3 separate regions of the Homo sapiens genome follow, and all the other regions are linked to region 2. The links are chromatin contacts, found by Hi-C or POLR2A ChIA-PET in ENCODE. All regions are on one chromosome and are shown on one strand. The core of a region is the stretch at or near the end of the contact, and the rest is flanking DNA. Distances in the headings are between cores, read along the strand shown. Region 1 holds the start of LINC02317 (long intergenic non-protein coding RNA 2317). Region 2 overlaps NRDE2 (NRDE-2, necessary for RNA interference, domain containing). Region 3 has its middle 36 kb from the start of LINC00642.

The links. Hi-C counts contacts between places; a loop is a spot of excess contacts on that map. ChIA-PET counts read pairs that join two places held with the same protein, here RNA polymerase II (POLR2A). Pooled maps may share reads with other maps.
Region 1: a loop to region 2 is called in a pooled map, with 2.3 times the contacts of the local background. The contact joins the promoter of LINC02317 here to the enhancer-like site in region 2. A Hi-C loop is called at or near these places in 1 of 168 maps with a recorded cell type or tissue (A673) and 5 of 50 pooled maps. POLR2A ChIA-PET finds 5 or more read pairs at or near these places in 2 of 52 experiments (CD8-positive, alpha-beta memory T cell and OCI-LY7).
Region 3: a map of cardiac septum shows a loop between it and region 2 (1.9-fold over the local background). The contact joins two enhancer-like sites. A Hi-C loop is called at or near these places in 1 of 168 maps with a recorded cell type or tissue (cardiac septum). POLR2A ChIA-PET finds 5 or more read pairs at or near these places in 5 of 52 experiments (AG04450, H1, HEK293T and 2 more).

The regions. Positions count from the first base shown.
Region 1 is chr14:90,453,167-90,458,281 of GRCh38, forward strand. It overlaps LINC02317 (long intergenic non-protein coding RNA 2317), which reads right to left and starts at 1,951. Exons shown (of 3, transcript NR_146492.1): 1 at 1,931-1,951; 2 at 1,585-1,738. It overlaps LINC00642 (long intergenic non-protein coding RNA 642), which reads left to right and starts at 2,064. Exons shown (of 4, transcript NR_033986.1): 1 at 2,064-2,212; 2 at 3,276-3,385; 3 at 3,853-3,992. RefSeq lists enhancers at 695-1,312, 1,239-1,533, 1,313-1,930.
Region 2 is chr14:90,296,045-90,300,986 of GRCh38, forward strand. NRDE2 (NRDE-2, necessary for RNA interference, domain containing) reads right to left here. Exons shown (of 14, transcript NM_017970.4): 8 at 2,216-2,336. Among named protein-coding and RNA genes, the nearest start is that of NRDE2, 33 kb to the right of the region's middle. Within about 2 kb of position 3,623, at least 7 of the 41 ENCODE cell types and tissues checked have a DNase peak (open chromatin) inside an H3K27ac peak, as active enhancers do.
Region 3 is chr14:90,488,529-90,493,329 of GRCh38, forward strand. No RefSeq gene overlaps it. Among named protein-coding and RNA genes, the nearest start is that of LINC00642, 36 kb to the left of the region's middle. Within about 2 kb of position 3,168, at least 3 of the 41 ENCODE cell types and tissues checked have a DNase peak (open chromatin) inside an H3K27ac peak, as active enhancers do.

The DNA of each region.
Region 1 (5,115 bases), core at 701-3,200, 160 kb after region 2:
AGACCAGCCAAGGTCAGAACTGCCCTGCTGAAGGAAGCACATGCTCTTAAGCCACTGGATTTGGTGGTTTATTGAGTATCACTGTGACCATAGGCAACCGAGACAGTGAAGGTAGAGAGAATGGAGAGGCAAACATGCAGAGGAGGGACAGTGTGGGAGTGCCTGGTGGGGGATGAGAAGCCCAGAATTTCTGATTCATACGGGCCTGATGGCAACCCCAAGTTCCCTCAAGCCAGGAGGTCTGAAGCCTGTGTGGCCAGTGACCTGCCCGCTGCCGAATGATGGATTAAGCGCATGTCTGATGTACCGAATTGGCCACCAGACTGCTGGTTGGATGTCTGCCAGGTTCCCTCACAAGCAGGCCTGCCTGATATGTTTTCTCAGCCTGTTTTTTCCTATTTGCCAGAGCCCAGGCCTTTGAAACTGCTATCACAAGGCTGCTTCCACTTCCCCCCGTGGATCCTGGTGGAAGTTTCTTGATGTTGAGCAAGAACTCCCAGAAACTCCTGGAACCTGCTTCTCAGCCATGCGCGCCGGCGCAGCCCTGCTGTGTGGCCTTAGGCGCCCCTCTCCTGCCCCCGGGCCTCCCTCCACTGCGTGACCGGCCACATGGCCATGGCTGCTGCTCTGTGCCTGTCTCCTCATCTGTGAAATGAGGATACAGTCATGGACCTCATGGCGGGGGTGCGGGGGGAGGATGGTGGTGGACGGAGGCGGGGCAGGGCCTTGGACTACTGTGTGCAGTTTGGATTCCTCCAGGCTTAAAATCGGCTTCCATCCCCAACTCTCCAGCTCCCCGTCTCCACCCAGGCCATTTGAACGATCTTGTTGAAAAGCACAGTGGTTTCCAAAGCAAATCCAAGTCTTGTGCGGCTCTGGGCTGAGGGTCCCACGCTTTTCACCCAGACCTATAATCATCACAGATGTTTAGAGGAGGTGGTAAGTACAGAGCTGCATGCTTTATTTCTGCTGACCCAGGCCCCCACCCTCCTCCCTCCTGGGTACCAGGCTGCCTCCCAGGCTAGCGGGGCTGGTGCCTCTGTCTCCTCCTAACACTCCTGAGATTTGCATCCCCGCAGACGCCAGGCGCGGCGCTGCCCCAGGAGGTGGGGTGTTTAGAACCCGCTCCCCGGGCTCGCCCAGGAGCTTTGTGTTTAGTAAAGGCAGCAGTCAGTTCCCTGGTAGGCTCAGGGAAGGACGACAGCTCCCGGCTCAGTCCTCAGCCTCCAACCCCCACTCTTCAATCTCCTTCCCAGACCAATGACCCCCTCTGCGGGAGAACCTGCGGCGAAAGGCAGAGCCCCAGAGCAGGGTCTGGAGTGGCAGGACCGGCAGCCAATGAAGGTGAAGGCCGAGCATTACATCATCACCGTGGTCTCCCATTGGTTTACATCCTGGGCTTCCTGACTCCGCCTCCCAGCCTTAACAATGGGCCTCTCTGCTCCCCAGGCTTCTGACCCTGGTGCCAGCTTTGCCCAGAAGGCCACAGTCGGGCAGAGTCCTGGGCTAGGCGGGAGCCCGAGGTCTGGGCTGAGCCACTAACTAGGGGTGAGGCATAGTGTTGCCAGGTGTCATCTTCCTCACCTGCAAGAGGAGAGGGTTCCAGCTGTTAATCTCGGGTTCTGCCGCAGTTCACCCACCACCACACACTCGCCCATGAACGTCCTCCTCGCAGACCCCGGGGACCCTGGCCGGCCAGGGGTCTGGTCTGCCATGGGCTCCCTTTCCTCCCCAGAGCCTGGCAGGAAGTGAACATATGGAATGATGGTTAATGTTAACTGATGTTTTCTAAAGAGCACACACTGGGCTAAGCCTTATACATTATTTTATTCGTGTCCTAAATATTAGCCCCCCACGCAGCCCTAATTGTTCAGAGACAAGCACTGACTCTGAGGCTGGGCCAGGTTGAGTGATGGCCAAGGCCACGGACCTGGTGAGGGGGACAGTCAGGATTCGAACCCAGGCGGCTGGCTCCAGAGCCCTTCAAACGATGCCATGGGAATGGATGGGGGTCACTAGCCTCCCTATTGTGACTCGTTTGAGCTCTTAGCCCGGCGTGTAGTCTGGCGGGAGCCGTCCCTGGATGGGGGTCACTAGCCTCCCCATTGTGACTCGTTTGAGCTCTTAGCCAGGCGTGTAGTCTGGCGGGAGCCGTCGCGGCTGGCTCGGCAGCTCCAGGCTATTCCGAGGAACAGTCTTCAGAGAGCCTGGGGTGCTGATGGGGAAAAGCTGTTGCTGAGATTTGACAAGTTTGGTCCTGAGATGTCAGAAAGGATTTCAGCTCTTCTGCCACCCCAAGGACGGTGGCGCGTAAATCACAGTGAGCTGGCTTATGTCAGGTCAACTGTGGAATTTGATCCTAGCGCATTGCTCCCTCCTCTTCCTTGCCTGCGTCTCTCCCTCTCTCAGCTCTAGTTTGAGATCAGCACAGATTCCCTGGGTGATTTTTGAGAAAACTGCCTCCTCTTTAGGACTTGGCATCCCCTAACCTGCATCAGGAAAGGGTGGCGACAGATACTCTCACACCCAGGGAGGCTGCAAGGCCCACCCTCTACCCTCCACCTGGGTTCTCTGGCGTCGAGACTTGTGCCCTACAGTTCTGGGCCGTTGGGGTGATGTCCCAGTGGGACCAGGGTGAGGGTGCAGGTATCTGAGGGAGTAGTAGGACCAGAACCTCTAACCTTAGGGAGGCTTCCTGGGAGCCAAGCTTGGTGACTTAGAATGTGAATGTCTGACCCATATCCCACTACCTTTTGGTGGGTGCTGCAGAGGACAATGGAGAGAGAGTCAACTCTGAAGAGTGGTCTTGTGGAAGAGGCAGCTGGCTGGTTCAGTGTGGCACTGGCAGCCTCCCTAAGGTTCCCAGGTAGAAGTTTCTGACAGGTAGATTTCAGCTGTGTTTAAGGAAGAACTTTGAAGTTGTCAGAATGAGCGGTCTTGTGATAGTGAGCTCCCTGTCTCCAGAGGCATGCAAGCAGGACACTTTCACATATGCATTCAAGATGACCTATGCAAGGCGTTGTGCTAAGTGCTAGGAGTGCAGAGGAGAACGAGACCCAGTGGGGAAACAGGCACTTGCAATGCTGCTGTGAGTGTGAGCAGAGGTCAGCGTGGGCATCTGGAGCACAGGGAGGGAGTCCTGAAGGCTGGGTTGAGGATGAGGATACAGCTCATTGCTGAGCCTTATGGTGAACCAGAAGTTTACCAGGCAGACAGGAGCTGGGGAGAGGGCTGGCATTCGTCCATTCAGGTTATGTTTTCTGAATTATATATAGAAGGACATGTTGCAGAAGAAATGCAAGTACAGTGAAGAATAAGACTGGGGAACTTTTACAATTCAGAGTGGCCTTCACTGTGGGCGGTCCGAATTGATCCCTGTATACAGGTGCTTCTGGGGTGACATTTTCCCTGCTCCATGGAGCTCCGGGAGGAGTGCGGACCAACCCCTTCTTTGCAGGCCTGTCTGTGGGGTGCCACTCCTCCTCCCACCTCCCCACTGCACAGACAGCCCATCAGTGTCCCTGAGCTGCTCCAGAAGGATGCAGCTCTGAGGAGGCTCTGGGAGCGGTGTATCCTAGCAACCTCTGAGGCTGGCATCTGCAGGGCTAGGCCCAGACTCAAGGCTCTTTCTAATTTGCCAGCCTTCCCTTAATGATAAGCTTTCCCACACGGATGTGGAGTGGGGAGGAAGAGGGGAGAAGTGGGCAGGAAGTGTTGCCTCCAACCCCATCACAGAGTAGGTCAAGCCTCGCCCACAATACTGCCGGGGATGGGGAAGGAGGGAGGGCACAGTGAGTCCGTTAACTGAATATGCCACTTGTCCATCACCGTGGCCGGTTTATCACCATTTAGAGGACAATGAATCCAGGCAGTGATCCACCAATGATAACTAACATCATAAAAAGATACATGGCCGGATATGATGTTCCTTCTGACGGAAGACCACAACACCTGCTGAAAAATCAAATCTGAATCGGATCAAGCCTCTAGAGGTAACTCCCAGCTATAGGAATTAGAGAACTGGGGGGCATGTTAATATGTCAAGGTGTTTAACCCTCACCACAGGGAGGCGGCCAGATTTCCTCTCAGGAAAAAAGTTACAGGTTTCATCAACAAAGTGGAAGGAAAAGGAATAAAAGAAAAAAAAAACAAAACATAAGGAGAATTTATAGATTAACAGAAGCTTAAGAGAAATATCAGCCAATTACAACATATGGACTTTGGATTCTGATTCTTGCGAACAAACTACACTACAGTGACAATAAAAATGAGACGTATTCATGAGACAATTGGGGAAATTTGAACACTGAATGGATACTTAACATCAAGGAATTGTTTTTAATTTTTGAGCAATGTGAAAATCGTGTTTGGGATTATGCTTTAAAAGAGTCCTAATTGTTGAGGGATTCATACAGAAACATTTATCGATGAATTAATGAGGCCAGGCACAGTGGCTCATGCTTGTAATCCCAGCACTTTGGGAGGCCGAGGCAGGCAGATCACCTGAGGCCAAGAATTAAAGACCAGCTTGGTCAACACGGCAAAACCTCATCTCTACCAAAAATACAAAAATTAGCCGGGCATGGTAGCACACTCCTGTAGTCCCAGCTACTCGGGAGGCCGAGGCATGAGAATTGCTTGAACCCGGATGAAGCCTGTTCCCAGCTACTCGGGAGGCTGAGGCATGAGAACTGCTTGAATCCAGATGGAGGAAGTTGCAGTGAGTGGAGATCGCGCCACTGCACTCCAGCCTGGGCGACAGAGCAAGACTGTCTCAAATAATAATAATAATAATAAAGATGTCTGGGATGTGCTTTAAAATAATTCATTGCAGAGAGAAGAAGGAAGTAAAAGTTTGGATGAAACAAGGTTTGCCCTGAGCTGATTGATCACTGTGGTAGCTGGGTGATGATGGGTGCATGGGGATCATGATACTACACTATTAATTTGAGTCTTACAAACTCGCGATTATTTCACCATTTTTGACTTTCAAAATGATTTAATGTGGTGCAAAGCAATCCTTTGGTGTACGCTGGAAATTTTTTCACAATAAAACATTCTTTTCAAGCAAAAGGTGAAGGGCAAACCTGCTTTTGCAGGAGGCTCTGCTCAGGA
Region 2 (4,942 bases), core at 2,373-4,872:
AGTAAAATTAGTCTGTGGACACTGCTATGAAAACTTTATTGTCACAGAAATGCAGAACACAGCAAACCGTGTAACAGATACTATGCATTGTAATGGGCTCGCTCTCTAACAAAAACCAAACAAAACCAAAAAACAAAAAAACTAAGCCTAAAAACACAGACCCATGCTAAGTCAGTCACTCAGAGAGGAGAGTTACTAATCAGACTTCTGTTTTTTTGGCCTTTGCTTATGCGGTCTTGCAGACTCAGTGGCTGAGTGCAATACCTACTTCCGTTTCATGCAGGCTGTTTTTCTTCATACATAAAACCACTGGTCAGCCTGATGAATAGTTCTCATTCTTTTTGGAAAAGAACACTCCAGGGAAATCTAAACAGCTGAGACTCTGACAGCCCCAAGTGAGGCATGATCACTGCCTGACAGCACTGCCCAGAGGAGAGTTACCCCAAAACACCTGAAGGGCCCCTCTCGCTTCTTAGTGGTAATAGAGATGCTCCCTGGCCCGGAGCTCTGAACTGTCGTGCAAGACAATACCTAATCCAAAGTTTTCATGGTGCAAATGAATAAACAAAGAAAGGTCACACCTGTGAGAAGAGGCTCACTGAGCCTAGGCAAGGAGTCAATCTCCTGAGTCCTTGTCCATCACTCTTTCCCTATAGAACTTTCAACGAAATCATCATCTGCCTGGCAGATCTCTCTCTATGCTGGAACTGCCTTTCGGGGAGTGAAGCAGTTCCTGAATGTCTTAGAGTTGTGCTGTCCAATACGTCACCATTAATATGTGGCTATCAAGCACTTGAAAAGTAGCTAGTCTGGGCTGGGTGCGGTGGCTCACATCGGAAATCCCAGCACTTTGGGAGGTAGAGGTGGGCGGATTACTTGAGGTCAGAGGTTCCAGACCAGCCTGGACCAATACAGTGAAACCTTGTCTCTACTAAAAATACAAAATTAGGAGGGCGTGGTGGTGCATACCTGTAATCCCAGCTACTTGGGAGGCTGAGGCACAAGAATCCCTTGAACCTGGGAGGCGGAGGTTGCAGTGAGCCAAGATCGAGCCACTACACTCCAGCCTGGGCAACAGACCAAGACTCTGTCTCAAAAAAAAAAAAAAGAAAAAAAAGAAAAGTAGCTAGTCTGAACTGAGATTTGCTAAAAGTGTAAAATACACACCAGATTTCAAAGAGTACTAAAAAAAGAATGCAAAATACCTAGTTAATAATTTTTTTTCTTTTTAAAGCATGCAATTGGCATCTGAATCTCTGGTTAATAATTTTAAAATACTAATTACATACTGAAATGTTTTGATATACTAGATTAAGTAAAATACACTATCAAAATTAACATCATCTGTTCCTTTTTACTTTTTTAATGTGGCCACTAGAAAATTTGAAATTACACAAGAGGCTCACATTATATTTCTATTGGGCAGCTCTGTATTAGAGTATAAATCTGGAAAGTATTTGGGGGTCATTTAGAGTGACAGTTATGTAAATGCTAGGTAATAATTACTTTATAATAGTCCTAAAAAGGTATTTTTCAAAGTATCTGTTGGTCTGTACACTGACAGGATAACAAAAAGACTGTCTGAAATACACACTAAAAAAGAATGGGGTCGGGCGTGGTGGCTCACACCTGTAATCCCAGCACTTTGGGAGGCTGAGGCAGGCAGATCGCTGGAGGTCAGGTGTTTGAGACCAGAGAGACCAGCCTGGCCAACATGGCGACCCTATCTCTACCAAAAATACAAAAATTAGCTGGGCATGGTGGCAGAAGCCTGTAATCCCAGCTACTCAGGAGCCTGACGCATGAGAATTGCTTGAACCCAGGAGGCAGAGGTTGCAGTGAGCTGAGATCCTGCCACTGCACTCCAGCCTGGGTGACAGAGCGAGATTCTGTCTCAAAAAAAAAAAAAAAAAAAGAATGAGGATTGGGGCAGTTATTAACAAGATTCCTTCTTCAGTTGCAGCCTATAAAAGGAAAAAGGGAAATTACAGAAACTTTCAAATCCTCAAAGCATTATGTACTGAAGGAATAAGTCCACTGCTTTAAAACTTCTAAGGGGAACCCATGACATCTACTTAACATTTTTGACATTTTGATGTTTGTGCAATATTCTGAAGCTACTGATAAATAGCTTAAGCAGATAAATAATCATGAGGATGTAAAAACAAATTCCAGAAGAAACAGAAGTACACGTCTTCAATGAGAGGTGACTTACCTGGGTTGATGACCACCCAGCCACCTCGTTCCTGCTGGTGCATCCACGCCTTCCAGCCTCGGGCTCCCTTCTCCCCAGCCCGGGGCTCTCCACTGTCCCAAAAGGGTTCAAAGAATTCCACCTGTTCAGATTTTAGAATGGACGTTAGACCTCACTTGTATAAAACTGCTGAGTCAGTGGGCAAAATCCGCGCTGGTGGATATAAGAGAAGCTTATGATCCTTGAAATCATGTTTGCCATCAGTCTTTGAAGTAGATACATGCTACACACCCCAAGATAGAAAAAAGATCTATCTAGCGTGGCAGGCAGCTTCCAAGATAGCCCCCATGACCCTACCTCTGCCTTGTGGTTTTCACACTCGCATGTGAGCTGGACCTAGTGATTCCAACACACAAAATATGGCAAAAGTGATGGGGGGTCACTCCCGGGATTAGGTTACAAAAAGACCAGCTGAGGTTCAGCAAGAAGGGTCTCCAGATGGGTAGGAAGGGAGTAGTTTCCTAGTTCTTATCCTGCCAGGCCAGTCTAACCAGGGACAGTGGCACTGCCAGTTCACCTAGTATCACTGGACCCCCGAGCTAATTCCTAAAGTCATGCCGCTTTCAAGATATTTTGAGAGGAAGGTTCCAACAAGACAGACCATGAGCTACGTGACACAACCATATCTTAAGTAACTATATATTCCTAACACCTGGCACAATACTTACTGCCTAGCAGGGACTCAATAAACGCTTGTTGGCACAGATCTGAACAAGGCAGGCGACCAGGGAGTAAAAAGGTCTGCATTTTTTATTTTTATTTTTGAGACAGAGTCTCGCTCTTGTTGCCCAGGCTGGAGTGCAGTGGTGTGATCTTGGCTCACTGCAACCTCCACCTCCCCGGGCTCAAGCAATTCTCCTACCTCAGCCTCCCGAGTAGCTGGGATTACAGGCATGAGCCACCACACCCAGCTAATTTTGTGTTTTTTTAGTAGAAACAGGGTTTCTCCACGTTGGTCAGGCTGGTCTCCAACTCCTGACCTCAGGTGCTCTGCCCACCTTAGCCTCCCAAAGTGCTGGGATTACAAGCCTAAACCACCGCGCCCAGCCTAAAGGTCTGCATTTTAAAGCCTGGCCCCATTAGCACCTCCCTCATTCATTCGAGCATTAGGTGTGTGGTAAGCAGCTCACTGGCAATAAATCTTTCCCTATGGAACAGAATGTGAACACAGCAATGAACAGAAACGTGATCATGTTATCAACTGGAAACAGGACTGTGAAAGTGAGCCAATAACCTACTCAGTGAAAGCTTTTGTAAGAAACCTTTTGAAGAGGACAAGCAGGCTTCCAGTGGGCACAGCATGGGCCATGAGCCACAGGATTATCTAGCCTGAGCCCTGGGCAATGCCACACACGCCTGGAGGAGTATTGCCTCCAGGAGAGTCACGTCAGGGCAGGGCAAACGTCCTGACACGTCAGTCATCCTCAGAAAGGGGAACCAGGACGACTACGCTCCCTCTTTAGAGGTCTGGCTCTTGTAAGAGTGAAGAAAGAAAGTTTACTTAAGAAAAAAAATTTTTTTTAAATAGTGTGATAAATGAGTATAATCTATTTGTTTATTCCACAGAAACGCAGACCAGTAATATCAGACCTGCCTGTGTTAAATCACGCTACTGTGTTCACGGTAACAACGTCTCTCAGTTATAAAAGCAATATGGAATATTAGTAAATAAGAAACTTTATTCCAAAGTTGTCATGTAAATGCTTTGGAATCACATGTGCTATTCGTGTTTAAAACCTCAAGCACGAGGATCGGGGTCTCCCAACACTTTAGAGCAGTGGTCTTCGATGGGTCACATTTGTAGGCAGAACCCTCCACCCATCACTCTGTTCTTATCACAGAGGGTCTTAGGAAAGGGGCAGGGGGAGGGGGTGAGAGAAATTCTGATCCTGACCCACAAGGTTCCTTAGAGTCAGCTGAGAATCACTTCTGTAGTACAGCCTATTCTTAAAATCTCACAGCATGTCTTAAAATTACTCTGTTATATGGTTTATTAATGATTGATTATAGCAATTTAACTGGTATAATTCTTTAATCCAATTTTTTCTAGAGGTAGCATCATGATAAAAATGGTCTTTACTGGCAATTCATGAAACTCCCACATGACGGAGGCCTTGGCCTCTCAAGAAACACTTTTGAATGTTCACCATAAACTCATATATTCTATTTATCTTCCACTAGACATCTTTACAGAGTAGAAAACTGAGTTTTATTTAGTGGAAAAAGGGAAAAGATACATTTTCTTATATACATAGCTCTATAAAAATTCTTTATTTCTTCACTTATCTTCATTTATCTCAAACATTGGCAATGCTCGCTTGTCATCTAAAGGATTAACCCTTCCCCAATAAGGATCACTGTTGACAAGGTATCTCTGTGTAATTTCATTTGCAACTCTAGCGAAGATTGTGGGTACTTAGAAGGTTAACTGAGGAAGTGATGCAAGACCCAAACTAGAATGTGTAAGGGTGGAAGAGAGTAATACAAGGTTTAAAATGGCATGACAACTGTTTCCCTGACTAGGGGAGCCAATCAGCATTTAAACAAAGGCAGAAAGGGGATGGGGGGGAGGAGGGGAGGGGAGGAGGAAGGGGAGGGGAAGGGGGCAGGGAAAGGAAAAGGAAAGGAGGAACACAGGCAGGCAGGCAGGCAGGCAGGGTGGGAGGGTGAGTCCTCAGAGAGCCTTTA
Region 3 (4,801 bases), core at 1,918-4,417, 190 kb after region 2:
CCATGGTTCAAAATGGTCTTCATAAAGCAAGAGATTGGGACAAAGGTGACAAAGGCAAACAGAACCAAAGATGAATGCGAGTCCTGCAGAACTCAAGGGCTGGGAGAGCTTGTCTTGGCAACAGGCCTTAGCAGCAGGCTGTGCAAATGTGACCTGGGCATCTCTGCTGCCCACGTGGGTTCTTGGGAAGCCAGTACTGGGCCATGGCTACTGAAGCCCATGGCATTTGAAGCTGCACTGAGCAGTCACACATGGGGTCCAAGGAGGGGAAAGAAGGTTTCCATCCTAAATGGTCATCCCTGAGGTCCCATGTGCCACGGAGGGGACCACTGATGCTTTAGAACGAAAGTCAGAAATTTTCTGTAAAGGACCAAGTAGTAAACGTTTAAACTTTGGGCCATACAGGTTCTGTTTTAGCTGTTCCACTTGGCCTTTGTAGCTCAAAAGCAGCCACAGACAACAGTAAACAAATGCGTGTGGCTGTGCTCCAATAAAACTTTATTTACAAAAACAAGTGGTGGGCCAGATTTGGCCCTTGGGCTGTAGTTTGTTCTCCCAACTTTGGAAAAAAGGGCAGACATCAGGGTGGCGAGGGTTCTGGAGGTGGAGGCCAGTGTGGATGGGTAAAAGAACCAGGTGGGGCTCAGTGGGGAGAGGTAGGCATACCCCCTCAGTGGCCCCAGATGGAGAGCCATGTGGGGGAAAGTGAGAAGGGGGCTTATTTTCATCCATGCCAGGGAAGACCCCCATAAAACAACAAAGGAGTGATTCTGCATTATCCGAGGCTAGGGATGGGGGGACTGGGCCTGGTGATCTTCCACACCTTGGCCTCTGCCTCCTGGAATGGCCCTGTCTTCCCATCCTTCCCTGTCCCAGCACTGGGCTGGGACATTCTGCCTACATAGTGAGACATGAATAATACCCTGGAGGCACAGCCACAATCCCTTCAATGATGAGGCTCGAGGAATCAAGGAGGCATTTGTAAGGCTGGCTTGATGAGAGACTTCAGCAAGCCCTGAGGGGCTGGGGAGGCCTCTGGCTGCCGATTATCCTCCCTACCATATGGGTGATGGAAAGCTGGCTCTTCGGGTGGGAGGCCTGGCCCAGAGCTGGGCTCTCAGAGCCTGGTTTGTGCCTTGGGGTTCCCCTCTGGTCCAAATGGTAGTAGGCAGTAGGATGAATTAATTCCTCTGGTCCTTTCCAGCATAGGCATCCTGGGACCACGGAGCAGCCACCAACGACTACAGATGAAACACAAGCCTCTCCGGTCACTTTTTGCTGGCCGTTGGAAGGAGGCTGTTGAGTGGGAGTGGAACCTCCAGGTTTCCTGGGGCACTATTCTGGATCCCCTCATCTCAGCTCTGTGAGGTCATGGCTAAGCCTGAAACAGGTCCCAACTCATTCAATCTTGCCATAAACCTATGAAATGGGTGTCAGCCATGAGGCTTTGGTTGCAAATAACAGAAACCCCAACTTAACTGTCATATGGAAGCAGAGAAGCAACTGACTCTTTGCCAGAGGCTTATGTCATGACTCCAAGTAGTGAGGGGGTGGCTGTTCAGGTCAAAGGATTAGCAACAATGACTGGCTTAAACAACGAAAAACTGCATCTATGATCTTAGCAACAACATTCAGTAACATTAGGTATCACCAGGGAGGAGGACGCCACCTCCCTGGTGATAGCTGATTGGACCAGAGGGAAGCCCCAGTCCCAGGGCAGCCAATCAGCAGCCTGCAAGCAGCCAATGAGATGGCCTGGAGGGGGAGTTCTGCCCAATCACAATACCAATAAATAAGAGGTCCAGGCTGGATCTCTGTCTTGGAGATTTGAGCCGGAGATTTGAGCGAGAGATTTGGAAGAAATGTGGGGCAATCTGTAGAAGGAGCAGAAGACAAAAATCACACTGAAGGCAGTGAGTGGAGGAGCTTGTGCTGCAGGATACAGAAGCCAGGAGAGAGTGAGGCGCAGGCAGAGCCAGCCTGGCGAGGACTAAGCCATGTTTAAAGCCATGAATGGAAGGTTCTCTGTCCCCAGAAGTGAAGCAGGACTTTCCCAGTCCCCAGTTTGTTCTGGTCTTTAGAAGCTGGCGAGTGGCCAGCCATGAAGGCCATGCCAAGTGACTGGCATGGCTGAGTTGCTATCCTTATATGTGGCCTCCCATCTGCCCCTCGCCTTCACTGGAGAGGCAGCAAGGAGGGCATTGAAGCCTGAAATTCTGAAGAATTTTCTTGCAGGATTATGGTGTGGCGTAAGCCAGGCTTCTTGGGCCAGGTTCTCTCTCTACAGGGCATCTCTGGGGAATGTGTGAGTGCTGGGAGTGGTACCTAGGTCTCTAGGCCCCCTGGACTTTCCAGTGCCATCCCTAAACTGGGGAGTCTTTCCTGAGCCTGAATGAGAGTGCTTTGGTCGGCTAAGGCCAGGGAATCAGCCCCAAAGCAGTGTTTCGGGAGGAATGGGCTGCCAGCCTCATCCTCTGCCCTGGCCCAAACCAGGATTGTCAGTATGGGGTGTAGACAGAAGGAAGAGAGAGTGCGGAGGCCCAACGGGGTCTCCAGAGTATGGGCCACCTGTGCCTCTTTTCTGCCTCCCACCCTCACCTGCATTTCACTGGGGGCCCCTGAGTTTCTCAGACAACAGAGACCATCCAAATACCTTGTAACTGAGGGTGCAGTCATTGGAGTCCCATCAAACTCCCAAGTCCACCATCTACTGTGAGTCAGGCAAGTCACCTAACCTCCCTGAGCCTCCATTTTTTCATCAGTGAAATGGGAGTGATCATAGTGCCTCCTACACAGAGCAGGGGAATTCAATGAGTCCCCACTTGTGAAGCGCATGAACCTGTGCCTGGCACACGGCACATGTGGATTAGACACCTCCTGTAAGCAGGGGCTCAGGGAAGGGAGCCAGGAAAGAGGGATGTAGAGAAGACAGGGGGCAGAGAGAAACGTTAAAAGAAGAAGAAGGAGGGGAGAAGGGTGTGAAGAGGCCAGAGAGGAAATGGGTCTCCCTGGGGTGTTGGCCTTGACCTCTCAGGCCTGGCTCAGGTCTGACTTTCTTGTTCTTTCTTCCCCCATATAATCTCTCTCTGGAATGCTGAGAAATTCTGCTTCCACCCCCCAGCAGTTGCCATGGTGATGAAAACCTGGACCCAGTGGAAAGTTCTCTGTGCTCTTGGCAACAAGGCTGCAGCACCCTGCCTCCCCCCGCCTGCCTGTGCGTGGGCGGCCAGCTCCGGATGCTGCCAGGATTTGGGGCCAGCACGGCCTGTCTGCAAGACCCAGCCCTGCCCCCATAGAATCTAGGATGGGAGCTTCGGCATATCTGGTGCTGGGGGCTCCCAGAGAATATCTAGCCAGTCCCATTTTACGGATGGGGCACTGGGCCAGAGAGGATCGGTGGCTTGTCCAAAGCTGCACAGACCCCCTGGGGTCTCCCTCCTGGGCTCAGCTGTGATCAGGTGGGCACGGAGCACCCGGAAACATCGCAGACAGGGGACTAGCCACATGGCAGACCAGTCCCAGAAAGCAGGCCAGCTGCTGGAGCCAGGGAGATGCAGAAGACAAAGGGACTCCAGGAAGCTGGACACTGCCTTCCTCTTCTCTCCCAGACACAGTGGTGGGTGGGTGCGAAGGAGTGAATGCTTGTGTCCCTCTACAATTCACATGCAGAAGCCCCAGGCACTAGTGTGATGGTATTTGGGGTGGGGCCTTTGGGGGTGATTAGGGCATGAGGGAGGAGCCCTCACAGTGGAATTAGTGCTGTTGTGAGAAGAGACAGGAGAGATGATCCCTCTACCACGCGAGGGTGCCTGCAACCAGGGAGAAGGCCCTCCGCAGCCCGACCATGCTGGTACTCTGATCTTGCAGACTTTAGAGCTGCAATAAATCCATACTTATTGTCGAAGCTGCCTTGTGCACAGTAATGAGTTACAGCGTCCTGAGCTGACTCAGACAGTCAATTTGTGGGGGTGCTGAGTTTGCTCCACTCTCAGCAGCCCCAGCTCTCAGACTAAGTGGAAGGGCACAAGCCAGCCATTTTTTTTTTTTTTTTTTTGAGACAGAATCTCACTCTGTCGCCCAGGCTGGAGTGCAGTGGCATGATCTCAGCTCACTGCAGCCTCTGCCTCCTGGGTTCAAGTGATTCTCCTGCCTCAGCCTCCTGAGTAGCTGGGACTACAGGCGCAGGCCACCACGCCCAGCTAATTTTTTTTTTTTTTTTTTGAGACGGAGTCTTGCTCTGTCGCCCAGGCTGGAGTGCAGTGGCGCAATCTCGGCTCACTGCAAGCTCCGCCTCCCAGGTTCACGCTATTCTCCTGCCTCAGCCTCTCGAGTAGCTGGGACTACAGGCACCCGCCACTGCGCCCAGCTAATTTTTTGTATTTTTTAGTAGAGACGAGGTTTCACTGTGGTCTCAATCTCCTGACCTCATGATCTGCCCGCCTCGGCCTCCCAAAGTGCTGGGATTACAGGCGTGAGCCACCGCGCCCAGTCAATTTTTGTATTTTTAGTAGAGACGAGGTTTCAGCATGTTGGCCAGGATGGTATTGATCTCCTGACCTCGTGATCCACCCACCTCAGCCTCCCAAAGTGCTGGGATTACAGGTGTGAGCCACTGCTCCCAGCCAAGCCAGCCTTTAGCAACCTCCCTGCCAGGGTCCTGGGGGCCCCTATTTGTTTCCCCTCCTCTTTTTCCTCCTCCTCAGCAGGCTGAACGTTGGTCCTGAAGTTTGCTTCCAGCAGAGGCCAACGGCCTCCCTTTAAGGCTGGTAGGTCCTTAACCAGCTCTCTCCTGCCTTCTGCC